Linked DNA regions of Homo sapiens: regions 2 and 3 are each linked to region 1. A link is a contact called in ENCODE Hi-C data. All regions are on one chromosome and are shown on one strand. The core of a region is the stretch at or near the end of the contact, and the rest is flanking DNA. Distances in the headings are between cores, read along the strand shown.

Evidence for each region. A loop is a pair of places that touch in the nucleus more often than their neighbours do. Pooled maps may share reads with other maps.
Region 2: a map with no recorded cell type shows a loop between it and region 1 (5-fold over the local background). The contact joins two enhancer-like sites. A Hi-C loop is called at or near these places in 3 of 37 single-sample maps with no recorded cell type and 3 of 50 pooled maps.
Region 3: a loop to region 1 is called in a map with no recorded cell type, with 28 times the contacts of the local background. The contact joins two enhancer-like sites. A Hi-C loop is called at or near these places in 2 of 37 single-sample maps with no recorded cell type and 3 of 50 pooled maps.

What each region holds. Positions count from the first base shown.
Region 1 is chr6:14,726,181-14,731,116 of GRCh38, reverse strand. No RefSeq gene overlaps it. Among named protein-coding and RNA genes, the nearest start is that of LINC01108, 440 kb to the right of the region's middle. RefSeq lists an enhancer at 1-690. Within about 2 kb of position 2,400, at least 12 of the 41 ENCODE cell types and tissues checked have a DNase peak (open chromatin) inside an H3K27ac peak, as active enhancers do.
Region 2 is chr6:16,203,048-16,207,983 of GRCh38, reverse strand. It overlaps the pseudogene RNU6-1114P. Among named protein-coding and RNA genes, the nearest start is that of GMPR, 33 kb to the left of the region's middle. RefSeq lists enhancers at 1,950-2,159, 2,370-2,459. Within about 2 kb of position 2,474, at least 9 of the 41 ENCODE cell types and tissues checked have a DNase peak (open chromatin) inside an H3K27ac peak, as active enhancers do.
Region 3 is chr6:15,898,720-15,903,655 of GRCh38, reverse strand. No RefSeq gene overlaps it. Among named protein-coding and RNA genes, the nearest start is that of LINC02543, 94 kb to the left of the region's middle. RefSeq lists enhancers at 1,237-1,296, 1,797-2,076, 2,257-2,346. Within about 2 kb of position 2,080, at least 4 of the 41 ENCODE cell types and tissues checked have a DNase peak (open chromatin) inside an H3K27ac peak, as active enhancers do.

The sequences.
Region 1 (4,936 bases), core at 1,151-3,650:
GCCTCCTGGTCCAGTCCTTACTTTATCTCAGGATGTGACATTGCGTTTCTTATGGAAAAGATCTCACTAACCTACTTCATTTAGGAATGCAATTTAATTGGCAACTCAACGGTGATGTCGCTTCTTTTGCCATTTTTCTGCAACACCAAAGGAAAAAATTTTAAGCCAGCTTTTTTTAGCTGCAAAGATGACAAATGTTATCAACAATATCCAACCAGAGTATATTTTCATCCCTTTTCATCCCGTCACGATAAGCCAGAAGTATTTGTTGCCAGAAATGGAAAACAGCTTGTTCATCAGCCAGATGATCGCAGTGCTCAGAAGTTCCACTCGTTTGCCATGTGTGAAAAGTTAAGAATTGAAAACAGACAGGCTTGCTCTGCTTAAACCGTGAGTTCTGTGAAGCAAGAGAAAGAGAAATTTGGATACTAGGAGAAGAGTTGTGAGATGGTTTCGACGGCAAAGTGAACAGGGCCTTTTCACATTATTCTGAGATGGGACCTCTGGGTTGATTTGATAGTGGATATGACTGTTCTCTAATTGGCTAGAAGATGAGTCTAAAGTTACCAACCACCGGAGGATACTTTTGTGTTCTAGAACAAATTCCAATGTCCTACACAAATGTGATGCTGGGGACTTCTCTGTTACCTGACACCAAATTTCCTAGACATTTCCATTATACTTCCTCTTCCTGATTATCTTGAGTGGGAAATCTCCATGAGTTCTTAGTAGAAGGCAGAAGTATACAGTGGACCTGGGCCTTCATTAGAAACCATGAGACTTCAAATGAGAGCCTGAATTATTCCTTTATGTTTTCATTTATGTGAGAAAATAAGGGATATTGTTGACTTTTTATGAGATTAAGTTACCCAGTTATCCATCCTATTATTATAAGTTTTAGTGTTTGCAAAGAGATTTCTGATCGTTTTTATTAGTCTCTTTGTAATAGCTTCAGGGACTTTTTGACAAAAGAGAGAACCATTTTAAGCAGTAGAAATGTAGGCTTACAGAGGTCAAATGGTTAATTTGAGATTGCCCAGCAAAACAAAACAATACGAAAAAGAACACCTGAAGAAAAATCAAGATTCATACTCTGGGCTGTAATTACCATTCTGTAGGTTTCCGGAAGCTCATATAGTCACATTACATTTTGTTCATGTCGTTAGAAATCATTTGCAGTTCAACACTTAGATTCCCTCCTGTGTTTGATTTGCAAGGTCTTGGAAGTTAACTTGAACTCAAGGATTTGTCTACCTAAGAGAGGCAAATAGAAAAACCCCTAAAGCCACCTGACCTGATTCTTCTTTGTTAAGACCAGCTCAGAATAGAGTGAAATAAGCAAGCTGCAGAAAGACAATGCTACGTTGAGTTCCACTTCCTCTTGATAAATTCAGAACAGCCAGTCCATCTTAAGGGTGGATGTTTTTAGCAGCAGGGAGTGGTAGTTGGATGGAGGCAAGCGGATGGAAAGGAGGAGAGAGGAGAAGAGAGACAAACTCAGGTGCCCCAGAAAAGTCCACTTTCTCCGTCCCCATTCAGGCCACCTTCATCTTCCCCCACCCTCTGCTGGCCTTTCTGGGGGCTCAGGTTTTGAGCTGACTGAGCCCTCAGCGGGAGACCACAACGCATTTTCAGATGAAAGGACAACCCTGAAGGTACCTATTACATGTCTGTGAGCAGAGAAACAAAGGCCCGGCTGCTGACACCCTCCCACTAACTTGAGTTTTAATGGTAGGTTTGATTTCCTCACGCTTAGCTGAAAGAAAGGGAAAAAACTAAGCGGAAAGAACGAGGGTGTGGGTATCTGTGGTGGTGGGGAAACGACAGCTGTTGTATTCATGGTTAATCAGGTGTGTCTGGCTTTGTGTCGCATCTGTCTGCTACTGTTGCCAGGCCACATGTGAAAGGGAACCGAGGGGAAGGGGCCATTCATGTTCAAAGCCAGTAGCACTGACCTCTGCCTCGTTCTCTTCAGGGTAGGAAAGCTTGTCTATTTAACTTTCCCTATTATAGGAAGCTGTAATTCTACTCTATTAGCCCACCCTAACCATTTTGGCCTGACAAATGCAAGCTGCATCCAGAATGCCATAAATCTGCATGGGAAGGAGTCCTCCTCCCTCCTTCCCATTTTTTTCCTTTGGGGTTCGGTTCGATTTGTCAAACAAGAGAAAACCAGCAAGAGAGAGAAAAATGAGAACTCAGGGCATCTTGGTTCACCTTCCATCTTAAATGGGCCTAGGGACCGAGATGGGGGCTGGGAGGCACCCCAAGGTCAAGCCTGGAGCACTGGTTCCCCCTCCAGATCTGTTTATCTCACGAGTCCCACATGCGTGTGGTGATTGCGTCAGACCTTAGTCATCTCCCTGGCACCAAATCCTCCTCCTGGATCCTTGATCCCCCTCCTCCTTCTCTGCCCACATACAGAGGGACCATGATGGAGGAGGGGAGGCTTCTGGCTTCTCCTGGAGCCAGGCCTGTGTTCTAGATATTGCTGGCCCAGGCCTGCCAGGCACGACTCTCCTCTCTGGCATATGGAGAAACAGCTGAAATGGAAACAACCCCCAATGCACCACATTGCACTAAAGCTTAGCGTCAGAGTTCAAAGGACTACTCCAATTGGAGATCAAACTGATCCCTCCCACTGTGGCCTTTTTTGAGGGGGTCCATCACAACCCTTCGGGGGTGCTTTTCTCCAGCACTTCCGCTTCAGGGCCAGCCCTTGTGTTTCTTGGAGTAAATGATTGCTGTCAGCATTTCCAACACCATGGAGTTCTGGCTCCAACTTTGGCTTCCTGGAGAATGGGCCATCATAGACTTATTACAGGGTTCAGAAGAGCTTGCCATCTGCAATCTATTTTAGTTGTCACTGCCTCTTAAAATAGGCACTAACTTTTATCCCATCACATTAATTCCTCTCATGTTGAGGCTAGAGTCGAGCTTTTGGGGTGTGTGTATGCACGTAACTATCTTTTTAAAATCAGAAGGGTTATTTTCCTAAGACATGGGTTATCAGCAGCACAGCTGAGTTTCCTCTTTCTACTGGCCTGTGCTGATGAAGTTGGTTGCGTTATTGACCTGCAGCTTTGGGGTCAGAATGCTTTTGGTTCCCTGATGTAGAAGGACATTGCAAAACTATCCCAGTGCCCTGTGCACTGTCTTTCTCTCTCTGATACTCCCCAGATCTCCAAATTTTAATGGTGTCAATAGACATAACTCATGCTCCTGCTAGAAGCCTAGCACCCTGCTAGGCTCTGTGAGGACTTTGAGAATTTGTCATCTTGTGAGACGCCATGAATAATGCAAGAAATAGCAAAACAGGTCTGAAAATGAAGTCTAACTAAAAAGTGTACAAATCCTAAGTGTACAGCTCTATGAATTATTACTAAGTGAATATGCTCACGTAACCATCACCTAGATTAAGAAACAGAACATTACCGCCACTGGAAACTTCTTAAAGTTCTACCTAGGTGGACACCTTGTTATATCTAAAACAATTCTACAACGTGATTGGGAGTGAGATTTAGTTCTTAATTATGTGGCTATGGAAATGTAGATTTTGAAAGGTTCCCATTGGCTGGAAGAGATTTGCCCATGGGAAGATTTTGAGTATGCCCTGGGCTGGCCTGCTGAAGTTGAACTTTAGAGAACCCGGGCGGGCTGGCTGTGCAATGCTCTTGGCTCCAGAGAAGGACATGCAAGATTCTGGCATCCTTTTTAAAAAAATTGTGGTAAAATATACATAACATAAAATTAATCATTGTAATCATTTTTAAGTGTGCAGCTCAGCAGTGTTAAGTACAGATTGTTGCGCAATGATCACCACCATCCATCCCCAGAGCTCTTTCATCTTGAAAAACGGAAACTCAATACCCATTAAACAGCAACTCCCTATTTCCCTCCACCCCCATACCCGGTAACTACCATTCTACTTTCTGTCTTTCTGAATTTGACTACTGTAGGTACCTCACAGAAGTAGAATCATGCCATATTTGTCTTTTTGAGACCGTTTTATTTCACTGAGCGTAATGTCCTCAAGGTTCATCCATGTCATGGCATGTGTCAGAATTCCCTTCCTTTTTAAGGCTGAATAATATTCCACTGTACATGTGTACCACATTTAGTTTACTCATTCATCCATCCAGGGACTCTTGGGTCACTGCCACCTTTTGGCTCCTGCAAATAATGCTGCTTTGAACATGGGTGTACAAATTACCCTTATGCACCTTTCCATTCTTTTGGGTGTATACCTAAAAGTGGGATTGCTGGATCATATGGTAATTGTATCTTTAGTTTTGGAGGAATTACTATATCATTTGCTGTAGCAGCTCACTATTCTGGAATCCTTTTCACCTGGACCATTTCCTCCTGACCAGCCTCCTGGATGGCATTAGAGGGAGCCTGACACGTGGATTGAGGTGGTGGCAATAGTGAGGATGGTGGTCTGTACTCTGTATGTGCCCGTTGTTGGGAATCTAGAGCAAATGGGGCAGGATGGAGTGTGACACCACAATCCATGGTGGAAACTTGAGAGTTCACTGAATAGAGGGGGAGGAATTTATTTATTTACTTATTTTTATTTTTGAGACAGGGTCTTGCTCTGTCACTTAGGCTGGCATGCAGTGGTGCAACATAGCTCACTGCAGCCTTGAACTCCTGGGCTCAAGAGATGTTTCCACCTCAGTCTCCTGAGCAACTGAGACGACAGGCCCACATCACCACACCTAGCTATTTAAAAAAATTATTTTTATTTTGTAGAGATGGGGTCTCATTATGTTGCCCAAGCTGCTCTTGGTCTCAAACTCTTGAGCTCAAGTGATGCTCCCACCTTCAGCCTCCCAAAGTGCTAGATTTACAGACGTGAGCCACTGTGCCCAGTCTGTGGGAATAGTTCATTTTGCACAAAGATAAATGCTTTTCCCCCTAATTTGTGGGAGAC
Region 2 (4,936 bases), core at 1,225-3,724, 1.5 Mb before region 1:
GTTCAAGCGATTCTCGTGCCTCAGCCTCCCAACAGGGGTGCGTCACCACGTCCAGCTATTTTTGTGTGTGTTTTTAGTAGAGATGGGGTTTGACATATTGGCCAGGCTAATCTTGAACTCCTGGCCCAAGCAACCCACCAGCCTCAGCCTCTCAAAGTGCTGGGATTGAGCCACTGCGCCCGTCCTGAATCTTGGTTTTTATTTAGTAGTGGGCTAAGGGAGGGTACCCTGGGGTTAATGAAGGAAATACACACAAATCCCCAAAAGATATTATTTCAAAATATAACTCTCCTAAAAGAGTTTTTATAAGTTAGATAATTTTATTATTTATTTATTTATTTATGTGAGATGAAGTCTCGCTCTGTTGCCAGGCTGGAGTGCAGTGGTGCAATCTTGGCTCACTGCAACCTCCGCCTCCCGGGTTCAAGCGATTCTCCTGCCTCAGCCTCCCGAGTAGCTGGGACTACAGGTGCACGCCACCACACCTGGCTAATTTTTGTATTTTTAGTAGAGATGGGGTTTCACTAAGTTGGCCAGGCTGGTCTCAAAGTCCTGACCTCAGGTGATCCACCCACGTTGGCCTCCCAAAGTGCTGGGATTAGAGGCATGAGCCACCGCGCCTGGCCAAATTAGATCATTTTAGAGCTGAAAAAGCTTAGAAATTATTAGTCCAATTCTTTCATTTGTTAACGGGAAAACGGAGGTCAGAGATGTTGAAGGACTTGCCCGAAGTCACCTAGTTAGTGGCAGAGGCTGTGTCACGGAGTCCATATCTCCAAGCTTTCAGGCCAGCATTATTTCCTGAGCATTGCACTGTCTCTTATGTCAGGACTCAATTATTACATTAAAAGTTCCCAATCAACTGTAATTTATACGGGCTTTTAGAATACTTATAAAAACTGTATAGTCTTAGTACGTATGTCAAAAGAACTTGAATATTCTAAATTAAGCCCCACATTTTTCAAGGAATTCGGAAGGGAATATTTCTTGCTCATTCCAGATAGTTGGTTACTTGCCACCAAATTGAAGAAGTGGCTTAGCAGAGATGGTTGCTCTCAGTGAAAGTGGATCCGTACTCATTATTTCTTCCTGGCCTTAGATGTCAGCAGCCTATTTTAATTCACTTAAACCTTCATGTGTCACATCCTGTCTGGACCTCAGGGTTTCTGGAAGAAACAGAAAATAGGATTCAAATAGCCAGGCTTCCGGTCTGGAATAAGGATGCTGTGGTGTAGTGTGCTGTGTTTACCACTAGAGGGCACCTTTTCCCTTGCTTTGGAATCGAGTTTTTCAGAAACTGGAGTTTGCAATCCTCTGTATCTGTCCCTGTGTCCACACGTTAGTAAATTTTTGGTGGCTCAAATGAAATGCTCTTCCCGTACAACAATGGCACTCTGCAATCCTTAACAGATGTGATTGCTGATGGGGATAGTTACAATTCATTCTAGTCAATTAAGAGGAAATTGATGAGGGTGATACTGCCCAGGGGTGAGCAGAAAGAAGTCTAAATGTTTGGATTGGAAAAGGACTAAGAAGAGCTAATACCCTATGCTTTGGTTGTCTGCTTTAGAAGGAAAGCGTTCAGAATAATAATATGATTTAACAAGACAAATAGGGCAGACATATAGGATAAGCCTCATCCTACACAGGTGTGTAGCTAGCAGCCACCTGGTACATTCAAATTCTACTGAGGAAGAAAGGCAGACAAATACTGGGTTTAAAATATCTATCTGGCCAGATTCAGTAACTCAGACCTGTAATTCCAACACTTTGGGACACCAAGGTGGGTGGACCACTTGAGCCCAGGAGTTCAAGACCAGCCTCGATAACATGGCGAGACTTCATCTCTACAAAAAGTACAAAAATTAGCCAGGTGTAGTGGCACACACTTGTAGTTTCCACTCTTTGGGAGGCCAAAGCAGGAGGATTGCTGGAGGGTGGGAGGTGGAGGCTGCAGTGAGATGTGTCACATCACTGCACTCCTGAGGCACTGGGCGGGGCTCAGCAGCTTGTTACAATGTTTATTTTAATTAGATTCTAGCAATTGCAGCCTGTGCAGTGTAGATGTCCTAGGGCTGCCATTGTCTGCCATTCAGGGAACTTGGAATTAGAGCTCTTTGCAGAGATCTTGTGGGCATTAGGGAGAGGAGAAGAGGGGATGGAGTTATGTTTGAAAGTATGAGGAGCCAGTGGAAAAGCTAGGTTCTTGACTATGCCTGATTGGCCAATGACATGGCCACAGTTTGGTAACTGGCTGTGCAGATCCAGATTCTGGGTAGCAACAGCCCTGTACATCTGGCAACACTATGGCGTGTCTCTGTGGCAGCTTATTTTGAGCGTCACGGCTATTACCCAGAGTCAGGAGTAATGTCTTTCATTCTGAGACATCTAAACCCCCAACCACAGGCATGTTTTCTTCCAGGGCAGAGGGCAAATGCAATTACATCTGTGACCAATTTGCACAGCTGGGAGCTCAGCCTCCTGACAGAAACATTTATTTGAGATTCAAGTCTCTAGGGAGCTGGGTCACCAGACAGGAAGTAAGGTCCAGCAAGCATGTGTTGTCTACTATGTGAATGCTTGTTAGGCTGGGCCAGGAGAACAAAACAAAACAACACAAAATGTCAACTTAAGCTTTTAGAAGCAAAAAATCAGCCTTTTCTGTCTACAAACCAGGTTTCTCAGGGCATAGAGGAAAATAAGAATATCCAAATAAGACGGTTGCCATTGACCCCAGTACAAACATAGCATGCACATGGGACATGGAACTCGTGGAAGGGGCAGCTGCCTGGGAGTCAAAGTCCTGGTTTCCAGTTGTGGTTCTACCACTGTGAACTGTGGCATCCTGGGCAAGTCACTTTGCTCAGGCTTTTTATTTTGCAGGATTTTTGTGTCATTCTTGCTCAGAGGCCATGGTAGTCTTCTCCGTATCATTCCAATTTTTAGTATATGTGCTGCTGAAACGAGCACTTTTTTCTTTCTTGCTTGCTTGCTTTTTTTTTTTTTTTTTTTTTTTTTTTTTTGAGACTGGGTCTCACTCTGTCACCCAGGCTGGAGTGCAGTGGTGCGATCACAGCTCACTGCAGCTTTGACCTCCCAGGCTCATGCAATCCTTCCATCAGCCTCCCCAGTAGCTGGAACTACAGGCCTTTTCTGGAGCTGGAAGATAAAGAAAACCAACATGAAAGCATTGAATAGACAAATCCAGAGACCAGCCTAATGATTCTATTTAGTATTTACCCACAGGACAATGTCTCTGGATTGTATTTATTTATATTGTCTCCCAATGGCTTTATTGAGACATAATTCACAGATCATACAATTCACCAATTTAGAATGTACAAGTCAGTGGCTTTTCATATATTCATAGAGTTGTGCAGCCATCATCACACCAATTTTAAAACATTTTTATAACCCAAAAAAGAAACCTGCCACACTCCTTATTTATCAGCCATCACTCCTCAGGGCCTTCCCTGATTCCTTCCAGCCTTAGGCAACCAATGATCTACTCTCTGTTTCTACAGATTTGCCTATTCTGGACATTTCTTATAAATGGAATAATACAATATGTTGTCTTTAGTGACTGGCTTCCTTCACTTAGTGACTGATTTCCTTCACTTAGCATAATCTTTTCAAAGTTCATCCATACCGTAGCATGTATCAGTACTTCGTTTCTTTTTACTTCCAAAAAGTATACAATTATATGGAAATACCATACTGTGTTTATTCATTTGTCCATTGATGGACATTTGGGCCGTTTCTACCTTTTAGCTCTTATGAACAATATTCTGTGAACACTGGTGGACAAGTTTATGTGTGAACATATGTTTTCATTTCTTTTGGGTATATACCTAAGAATAGAGTTGCTGGCTCATACAGTAACTTTGTGTTTAACCTTTCATGTAACTGCCAGACTGCTTTCGAAGGCAGCTGCACCACTTTATTTTATTTTAAAAAATATGTTTATTTTAGATTCAGGGAGTACATGTACAGGTTTGTTACATGTATATATTGCATGATGCTGATTTGGGTTTCTGCTGAACCCATCACCTAAATACTGAACATAGTACCTAACAGGTAGTTTTTCAACCCTTGCCTCCCATCCTCATTCACCACTTTGGAGTTCCCAGTGCCTATTGTTCCCATCTTTATGTCCATGTGTACCCAATGTTTAGCTCTGACTTATAAGTGAGAACATGTAGTATTTGGTTTTTTGTTTCTGTGTTTAATTCACTTAGAATAATAGCCTCCAGCTGCATCCATGTTGCTGCAAAGGACATGATCTCATTCTTTTTTATGGTTATATAGTATTCCATGGAGGTGCACAATTAATTATATATTCCAATGAGCAGTGTATGAGAGTTCTAATTTTGCCACTTCCTTGTCAATACTTGTTATTTCTGTTTCATAAAAATTTTAGCCATCTTAATGGGTGTGAGATGACATTTAATTATGGTTTTGATTTGCATTCCCTGATGGCTAATGATGTTGAGCATCTTTTCATGCACTTATTGGCCATGCATTTATCTTCCTTAGAGAAATGTCTATTTAGATTTTTGCCCATTTTTTAGTTATTTGGTGTTTTGGTGTTGAGCTGTGATACGTGTAATATTATCTGCACATTTTTTCTCTTATTCATTGTAGGCTTGTCTCTTCATTTTCTTGATGGTGTCTTTGGAAGGACAAAAGTTTTTTAGCTGAATTGTGTGCAATTAATCTATTTTTTTCTTTAATTGCTCATGCTTTTGGTGTCATATCCAAGAAACCATTGTCAAGTCCAAGGTCACGAAAATTTACACCCCTGTTTTCTTCTAAGAGTTTTATTGGATTAACTCTTACGTTTTGGTCTTTTCTCTATTCTGAATTTGTACACATTGTGAGACAGGTCCAGCTTCATTTTTTTTTTTTGACATGTGTATATCCAGTTGTCCCAGGA
Region 3 (4,936 bases), core at 831-3,330, 1.2 Mb before region 1:
TCTCCTCGCTGCCACCATGTGAAGACAGATGTGTTTGCTTCCCCTTCTACCATGATTGTAAGTTTCCTGAGGTCTACCCAGCCCTGTGGAACTGTGAGTCAATTAAACTTTTTTCCTTTATAAATTACCCAGTCTTGGGTATGTCTTTATTAGCAGCGTGAGAATGGACTAATACACCACCCAAGTCAGTTTATTCAACCAAGTATCTGTGAAACTACTATATCCATCAGCTAGGGCTGCTGTAACAAGTTACCACAAACTGTGTGGCTTAAGACAACAGAAATGTATTCTCTAACAGTTCTGGAGGTTAGAAGGCCAGAATCAAGGTGTCATTGGGGTTGGTTCTTTCCGGAGGTTTAGAGAAAGGATCTGCTTCATGTCTTTCTTCTAGCTCCTGGTGGTTGCCAGCAATCCCTGGCATTCCCTGGCTTGTGGCAGCATCACTCCAACCTCTGCCTCTGTCTTCACATGGCCTCCTAACCTGTGTGCATCCTCTGTGTCTGTGTCCACATTTTCCTCTTTTTCTAAGGACACCAATTATTGACTTTAGGGCTCAACCTAATCTAGTATGACTTCATCTTAAACTTAATAAAGATCCTATTTCCAAATAAGGTCACATTCACAGGTTCTGAGTAGAAATGAATACTGGGGAGAGACTATTCAACCCTACGGCAACCTTAAGAAGCCGTTTAACCTCTCTTAGTCTCAGCCTCTTTATCTGTACCACAAAGCATTCTTGTGAGGATGAAATGAGAAATCCAGTGAAAACAGTTCAGCATCAGCTTTGGTAGTCCAAAATGTTAGCTGCTATTGCTGCTAACCTGTCATCATCATCATCTTTCTTCTTCATCTTCATCAGCCACTAGAATTATTATTTTTTGAGACAGAGTCTTGCTCTTTTTGCCCAGGCTGGAGTGCAGTGGCACCATCTTGGCTAACTACAATCTCTGCCTCCCGGGTTCAAGCTATTCTCCTGCCTTAGCCTCCCAAGTAGCTGGGACTACAGGCACCCACCACCATGCCCAGCTAATTTTTGCATTTTTAGTACAGACGGGTTTTCACCATTTTGGCCAGGGTGGTCTTGAACTCCTGACCTCAGGTGATCCGCCCACCTCGGCCTCCCAAAGTTCTGGGATTACAGGCATGAGACACCACACTGGCCAGTCACTGGAATTATAGGAGCTATGAGAGACAAAAGGGACAGCTCACAGTCTCCACTCCCAAGTAGGTTCTGGTTTAGCTGTGGACACTCCACTAACATCCCTTACAGGCTAAAGTGCTGAGTGCTATGGTTAGGACTGCCAAGGAAGAGGAGGCCAGGGTGGATGTCACCTGAGTGGACAGCACAAAAGGCACCCAACACAAGTAAGTTTTTTTTTGTTTTATTTTATTTTAGCCAGGGTCTCGCTCTGCTACCCAGGCTGGAGTGCAGTGGCACAATCATAGCTCACTGCAGCCTCAACTTCCTGGGCTCAAGCAATCCTCCCACTCAGTGTCTTGAGTAGCTACGACTACAGGGGGGTGCCACCATGTCTGGCTAATTTTTTAGTTCTTGGAGAAATGGGGACTCACTAATATGCCCAAGCTGGTCTTAAATTCCTGGGCTCGAGTACATCTCTTGCCTCACCCTCCCAAATTGTTGGGATTACAGGCATGAGCCACCATGCCCAGCTTTGAAAGGATTCTTAGGAGCAACATGGACCCCAACGGAGCTATGACTCACTGCCTTGAAGGGAGTGGTCTCTTCATTTCCATGCCATGAAACGTGCTCAAGGGCACACAGTCATATCACTCCTGAAGCTGAGATGCTTTCACTTCTCCTTGAAGAAGCATATCTCTAACCAAAATAACATTGCCTGTCATTTTGGTGAAACATCTTTGAGGTTTTGAGCTCATGGGAGTCCCAGGGGAGGAGAAACGTCTGACCTTCTTTACTAACCTTAAAGTCTCAGACAAAAATCATAGGTGGAGCTCTTCCCATCTGAATTTGCAATGCCTGTACAAAGTTAGCTGCCACGTGAAAACTATAAAGTGTGTGTTAGAATGTTTCTACTGTTAGAGTAGATAGGCAGATATGAGCAGGGCAGGAGAGGGCACCCCCAGGAGTGTCAGGTGACCATCAGGTGATGATCAGGCGGTTGTTAAACTCTCTCTGAAATGATAATTGGTCACAGCCGGCACCAGGCAAAGACAGGCTCCCAGTAGATAGAAAATACCTGGAGCTGGTGATCAGCAGCTTCTCAATAAGAGTTCAGGGGTTGGACAAGCAGGCCCAAGCATGCACACTAAGAGGCAAAGTGGCAGGTATATGACCTTCACCTGGGAACAGTCGACCGGTAAAGGAAAATTGCCCCTAGAGAGCATGCGCGCAACTGCAGTAAAATAAACTATGCACGCAGTCACCCTCCCAAGTGCTGAGCAACACTGTGCATGTGGTGGTTGAGCAACAGCCCGCCCCAAGGGAAGGATCAAGGGAGGAGAAAAGAAAGCCCCAAAATCATGCCAATGTATAAATCCCCAAGTCAAAGGCTGAATGGGGCGGTTGGCCTCTCAAGTTGCCAGCTTGGCCTTTTTCCATATGTACTTTGCTTCCTTTTGCTTCTGCTCTAAAACATTTTAATAAACTCTCATCCCTGCTCTAAAACTTGCCTCAGTCTTTCCCTTTGCTTTAAACCTGTGTCTGCCCCTCAGCAGAATTTTTTCCTCCAAGGAGACAAGGATCGAGTTTGCTGCAGATTTGTGTGAATTCCACCACTGGTAACACTACCACTGCTGGAAAGCTTGAGATGTTGCGTGCAAGAGACCTAGAGTCAAAAACATCCATTGTTGGCTGGGCTCACGCCTGTAATCACGAGGTCAGGAGTTCAAGACCAGCCTGGCCAAGATGGTGAAACCCCATCTCTACTAAAAATACAAAAAAACTTAGCCAGGCACGGTGGCGGGCGCCTGTAATCCCAGCTACTCAGGAGGCTGAGGCAGAAGAATAGCTTGACCTCGGGAGGCGGAGGTTGCTGTGAGCTGAGATTGCACCACTGCACTCTAGCCTGGGCAGCAGAGCAAGACTCCATCTCCAAAAATAAAAATAAAAATAAAGTACATTGCTAAAAACCATACTTTGGAGCACTCAGTGGCTGTTTAATTGAGAGTGCAATTGGGATTTCCTTTTTTCTAACCTTTCCATGTGGAGAGGACTCTGGAAAAATAGTGACTGCTGGCCTGTGCATGTACACGTCTGAAGTGTACTGCTGAAGTAACTAGCTTTCTTTAATCTGCAGAAGACCTTGCCTTTCATACTGGTATTATAAATAAGATGAATTCTGTTCATCAATAAGTAGGGACTTAAAGACAAAATTGTTCCTTTAATAATAGATCCGCTGGGCAAAAATAATCTGATTGGCTTCTTTGATATGAGATGAAAGATAAATTGATTCATGTAAATGTGTTTCCCTTTGGAGAGTACTCCAGTGCACTGAGTTGGGGCACAACATGATATAATTAATAGTTGTCATAGCAATGGGTTATATTGCTAAAATCCAGATGTGAGTTGGCTATTAGGGTTTCACAACATGTATGGAGGCTGGATTTATAGACCATCCCATAAAACTTCCATACATCCAATGTATCTATACTAAATAGTCTTAGCTTACATTCTTGGTCCTCTAAGCAGAAATCAAATGCCTGATCATATCACTGGAATTTTCTAGAAGTGTTTGGAAATTAAATTCTTCCCACTGAATGGTCAGGTCATGTATCCTGATGTTCTTTTTGAAACTGCAGCTGCTGTAATCCTTTGGTATGGTGAGGAAGATGAGCAGATGAAGAAGAGGGAGAATATCTCTTTCAAAAGCCCCTGGCAAATTTTTGTTTGCTCGGTTTTTTTGTTTGTTTGTTTTGTTTTGTTTTGTTTTTAAGACAGAATCTTGCTCTGTCACCCAGGCTGGAATGCAGTAGTGTGATTTTGGCTCACTGCAGCCTCCACCTCCTAGGTTCAAGAGATTCTCATGCCTCAGCCTCCCAAGTAGCTGGGACCACAGGAATATGCCACCACACCTGGCTAATTTTTGTAATTTTAGTAGAGACGAGGTTTTGCCATGTTGGCCAGGCGGGTCTTGAACTTCTGACCTCAAGTGATCTGCCTGCCTCCATCTCCCAAAGTGGTAGGATTACAGGTGTGAGCCACTGCACCTGGCCGTTTTTTTGAGAAAGGGTCTTACTCTGTGGCCCAGGCTGGAGGCAGTAGTGTGATCAAGGCTCACTACACAGTTGACTTCCTGGGCTCAAGCAATCCTCCCACCTCAGCCTCCCCAGTAGCTGGAATTCAGGCGCATACCACCATGCATGGCTAATTTTTTGACTTTTTGTAGAGATAGGGTCTCTCTATGTTGCCCAGGCTGGTCTCGAACTCCTGGGCTTAAGTGATCCTCCTGCCTCAACTTCCCAAAGTGCTGGGATTATAGGCATGAGCCACTGCACTCAGCCTCCATGGCAAATTTTTTAAAAGATAAAGGATCTTCTCCTGCCCTATCTTCTATATCCTTCTCCTACTTCCTAGTAAAAATAATATAACAATTAATGATGATAAGAGCACTAGTAATAATAAGAGTGATGATGATAGCTAACATTTACAGTTTCAAAGGTGTCAGGCACCATGCTAAATGCTTTACAGATATCTTCTCATTTAACCCTGCCAACAATGTAAGGAAATCAATACTATGATTATCCCCATTTCACAGGTTAAGTAACTGAGGCCAAAGATCACACAGCTGGAGTTCAACTTCAGCAGTCAGCTCAGGGGCTCACACCCTTAAGCAGTATCCCTTGCCTTTTGCATTCTTCTCATCGTGGTGAATCTCTTAAAACATTTTGACAGAAAAGCATTAAACACAGTCTACAGGAGAAACTAGGAGAGGCCAGGAACAGTGAAGACTCACAGAGA